Linked DNA regions of Homo sapiens: region 2 is linked to region 1. The links are chromatin loops, found by intact Hi-C in ENCODE. Cell type or tissue: HepG2. All regions are shown on one strand.

What was found. A loop is a pair of places that touch in the nucleus more often than their neighbours do. Peaks named below come from ENCODE experiments on the same cell type or tissue, not always from the same donor. Only the 100,000 strongest peaks of a DNase experiment are listed, where the experiment ranks them.
Region 2: it touches region 1 in a loop (29-fold over the local background); 27 of 110 quality-filtered maps call a loop at or near these places.

What each region holds. Positions count from the first base shown.
Region 1 is chr5:127,563,393-127,565,892 of GRCh38, forward strand. LOC124901058 (a long non-coding RNA gene) reads right to left here. Exons shown (of 2, transcript XR_007058924.1): 2 at 1-2,147. Among named protein-coding and RNA genes, the nearest start is that of PRRC1, 47 kb to the left of the region's middle. In HepG2, a CTCF peak has its summit at 992 (motif pointing right); a DNase peak (open chromatin) is centred at 979; H3K27me3 peaks cover 60 bases.
Region 2 is chr5:127,877,309-127,879,808 of GRCh38, forward strand. All of the region lies in intron 6 of CCDC192 (coiled-coil domain containing 192), which reads left to right. Among named protein-coding and RNA genes, the nearest start is that of CCDC192, 180 kb to the left of the region's middle. In HepG2, a CTCF peak has its summit at 1,050 (motif pointing right); a DNase peak (open chromatin) is centred at 1,043.

The DNA.
Region 1 (2,500 bases):
CAGCCTCAAGACAGTGAGACAGCCAGCCAGCCACCCAGGCAATGTTTTATGAATCTGATGCTATGGAAAGGAGGGCAGTAAATTAGGGGAAGCTGGAATTCGCCTGTCTGTTTCAGAACACCCCATTTGGGGTATATAAAATGTATGCTGCCAGCAGGAGTTTCTGAGACAAGATGATGAAGTGGCAGTTTGCTTATATGATTTTATTTTTTCAGCTGACTTGGCCCCAGTAGATATATAGGAGGTGAGAGGGGAAAAAATGATTAAATTACCTAGTAGTTAAAAACACACTTTCCCCCTGCTTCTAAGTAGGAAAGTAAGGAATGGTTGACAAATATTTCCATGAGGTAATAATTGATCCCTGAATAGGCTTCCATTAGTTAAAAAAAATCAGTTTATGCCATATGCCAGTGAAAATGTGCATGAAATCATGGTGGAAAGGAGAGATACATTCAATGTGAGATCAGAGAAATGAACTGGATTGTGTTTCCATGGTTCCTGCAGGAATCTATCATATTGTATCTGCCACACTGTATACATATGTTTACAGTCATCCCTTAGTATTTGTGGGAGATGGGTTCCAGGATTCCCCATGGAACCAAAATCCACTGCCTCATTATTCCATGGTTTTCCAGAGGGCAGAGGAATTGTGTGAATTTTGGAGTATAGCTGTATTACCTGAGGTGGCCTTTAAAAACTCAGCTCCCATTCTAGGGAAGTTCTGAGAGATACAAGGTAGAAAGTGTCCTTTCTCCAAAAGAAAAGTGAAACTTCAAAAGCATTTGAGAACCCTTATCTTAGAGACCAAAGGATGCCTGCTTAGATTTGCCTTCTGAATTACAGTGAGACAGACACCTTCTGGCCTCCTACCTTCTCCCCTTTCTCTTCCCTTCTCGTAAATCTGGGGTTGGTTAAGTTAGGAAGATTGGATTTCTTTAGCTTTAGTGACTGAAGACTGTTCACCCTGTCACTAGAGGGCACCAGTTGCACATCAAATATCTAATGTGTAGGTGTCAATGCCCACAAACATTCTTCAAATACAGCAAAATGTCAAATTGAAATGGCTTGTAATAAGGTGGTTCCCCTAGTGTCCCTGTTCTTATTTACCCCATTTCTGCTGCTGAAAGGAGCATTCTAAATTTGACTTTCTAGTGCTTTCAGAATTTTCACTTAATTCAAAACTCTAATTAAAGTTGCAGATATGAAGAATCAATGTTTTTCACAAGATTACATGATGGCAATTTTGCTACCATTTATCTGGCTCTTGCTCTGTGCTGGGTAATATGTAAAACCTTATAGGAATTTTTTCACATGGTTGTATTTCAGATCCTGCAACAAATGAAAATGGTTGTTATCAACCGGAAGCCTCCCCTGTAAGCTAAAATATACCATTCAATATAGAGTATAGGTATGTCTCTAGAAAACCTACAAGTTGAGTTTTCCTGTTGAAATTTTACAAAGAAAAACTGTCCAGGCATTTAGTTTATGTTACTCTTCTCTTCATGGGATTGCACAAAGTGTTGTAAGGCAGTTGTCAACAGTCTGGTTTCTACTGGCTTTGCCTCGGGGGACTGACCCACTGTGCCAGCCCTTGCTTGGGTTTACACTGGGAAGACCAGGCTCATTGTTTCTCATCTGTGATGCGTCCCCTCAACCCATAGTTATGTTTTGGCAAAGGAAAAAAAAAGGAGGAAGTGAACATTCACCCCAGGACCATTTGATTCTGTTGATTGCTGACAGGTGCTATGTTCTGAATAGAATTAGAGACTCTGTACACCTCAGACATACCCAATATCAGGTCAGCTATAATTTGTGCATGATGAGAGGTCACAACGTTTTGGCCTTGGGAAAAAGGCACATTCCTGACTGTGCGGCAGCAGTTGCTATGTGGTGTCCAGTAAGATCTTCAGTCATAGTGGGCTTTGCAATGTACACCCTAAAAATGGAAATGAACCCAACGTCTCCTTACAAACTGTGTGAGTCCTGATGGATGAGCTTCCTGACCCTAGACGAAAGGAATCGGCCCAAATAGAACGTCAAAGGAGGATGAAGAAGTATAAATTCCAATTGCTCTTGGAATCTGTGCGTCTTCTCCAGAACTGAGGCAAGTGAGTCGGAGGGGCACTCCCCGTGTGAGGTGGGGCTGGCTGGAGGAAAACAATTCAGCATCACATATTGAAAAGCCACTACATGCCTGGCCCCATAATCTCAACAATCTGATGAAGTAGAACCCTTATTTCTGTCCTATAGAGGAAGAAATGAGGGCTATTCTAGATTTAAAAATTTTCCCAAGGCTATGCTGCTTACTATAAGAGGTAACAGGATGGCAAATATCAGTCACTGCTGACTATGCACATACCCTGTACCAAGCACCATCATTATCTCTGATGCAACACCACAAGGGAGGCATCACCATACCCACTTTGTAGATGAGAAGCCTGAGGCTGGGAGAGGTTAAATCACCTACCCAAGTGTACCACCATCCTCCCCTCCCCTCAGC
Region 2 (2,500 bases), 310 kb after region 1:
TTAAATCTTACCCTTTTTTTGCCCATTATTCTCTTTATTTTTGTGGATTTTTTTTTTAAACTACCTGTATAGAAAAACATGGGTATTTATGAACAGATGCAAATTTAAAATTTAAATAAAGCCAGTCATTGTAAGATCCATTATGGATCAAAACAGTGATTTTCTTTTGGAGCTACATGTTGCTTCTCTTATTTGGTGGGGAAACTAAGTCAGTCGACTGACATCTAGCACTAAGATCCTAAATCAAATATTTGCACATTCTTGCTCTTCCACAGGCCCCTTGCAGCCTCACCCACATTCAATAGTCCGGGAGGTTGTCAAGGCCATTGTTGTCCCAGAATAATATTAACTGGCATTCTCAGAAATCTGGTCACCTTGGCCTCTGAATTCACTTCAGAATAAAGTGTGAAAAGATGTCCAGTAACTTTAATACACAATGACCCCTATTTAATCACAGGACAATGAGGGCTGGCCCACCCCCCCACACACATATTTCTGGACCTAGAACACCACCACTCCCCTGATTATCTTGTAAAATGTTTGTTTTGGGTTCTCAGACCTCTGTTTGCAAATGAAAGATGCTCCAGTCATAACAGCTTAAGGAGAAAGGGTGATTTACCGGCACATGTAAACAAACCAAGAGAGAGCATTGCACTAGCCTTGGAGTAAGATGGATTCCAGTCTAAAGTACCATCAGGAAACACTGTGTCACTCATCTCTGCTTCTCTCTAAAGATGGATTCCAGTCTAAAGTACCATCAGGAAACGGTGTCACTCACCTCTGCTTCTCTCTGCATTGAGACTTGATTCTCTCAGGCTAGACTTCAGAAGAGAATGGAAATATGGCCACAAGCAGCTATGGGCTGCCCTCCTTATCATATAATCTCCAGGGAAGAAAGAAAGCATTTTTCCACTAACTCTAGTTGGAAAGTGCAAGAAAGAACTCAGTCCTAGCTTAGGTTGGGTACCCATCTGTGGATATGAACCAATCTTTGTGGCCAGGGCTGAGGAAATAAGGTTGAACAAACTGTGGTCATGTCCCCACCACTGGGTGGCAGGGTAGAGGGAGTAAATGTGGGGAAGGAGAATGCTCCAGCTGGCAGCTCCTACGAAAAGCACAGAGCTGGATTAGGAGAAATCCACTTTCTTAAAGGAATATCTCATTACTGGAAAGGAGTGATAGGCAAAACCAATATCTCCTAGCCAGGCATGGTGATGCATCCCTGTAATCCCAGCTACTTGGGAGGCTGAGGCATGAGAATTGCTTGAACCTGGGAGGCAGAGGTTGCAGTGAGCTGAGATCGTGCCACTGCACTCCAGTCTTGGTGAAAGAGCAAGACTCTGTCTCAAAAAATAAAATGAAATTGCCTTGGCGATGCGGGCTCTTTTTTGGTTCCATATGAACTTTAAAGTAGTTTTTTCCAATTCTGTGAAGAAAGTCATTGGTAGCTTGATGGGGATGGCATTGAATCTGTAAATTACCTTGGGCAGTATGGCCATTTTCATGATATTGATTCTTCCTACCCATGAGCATGGAATGTTCTTCCATTTGTTTGTATCCTCTTTTATTTCCTTGAGCAGTGGTTTGTAGTTCTCCTTGAAGAGGTCCTTCACATCCCTTGTAAGTAGGATTCCTAGGTATTTTATTCTCTTTGAAGCAATTGTGAATGGGAGTTCACTCATGATTTGGCTCTCTGTTTGTCTGTTGTTGGTGTATAAGAATGCTTGTGATTTTTGTACATTGATTTTGTATCCTGAGACTTTGCTGAAGTTGCTTATCAGCTTAAGGAGATTTTGGGCTGAGACAATGGGGTTTTCTAGAGCAATCCTAAGCCAAAAGAACAAAGCTGGAGGCATCACACTACCTGACTTCAAACTATACTACAAGGCTACAGTAACCAAAACAGCATGGTACTGGTACCAAAACAGAGATATAGATCAATGGAACAGAACAGAGCCCTCAGAAGTAACACCGCATATCTACAACTATCTGATCTTTGACAAACCTGAGAAAAACAAGCAATGGGGAAAGGATTCCCTATTTAATAAATGGTGCTGGGAAAACTGGCTAGCCATATGTAGAAAGCTGAAACTGGATCCCTTCCTTACACCTTATACAAAAATCAATTCAAGATGGATTAAAGACTTAAACATTAGACCTAAAACCATAAAAACCCTAGAAGAAAACCTAGGCATTACCATTCAGGACATAGGCACGGGCAAGGACTTCATGTCTAAAACACCAAAAGCAATGGCAACAAAAGACAAAATTGACAAATGGGATCTAATTAAACTAAAGAGCTTCTGCACAGCAAAAGAAACTACCATCAGAGTGAACAGGCAACCTACAAAATGGGAGAAAATTTTCGCAACCTACTCATCTGACAAAGGGCTAATATCCAGAATCTACAATGAACTCAAACAAATTTACAAGAAAAAAACAAACAACCCCATCAAAAAGTGGGCGAAGGACATGAACAGACACTTCTCAAAAGAAGACA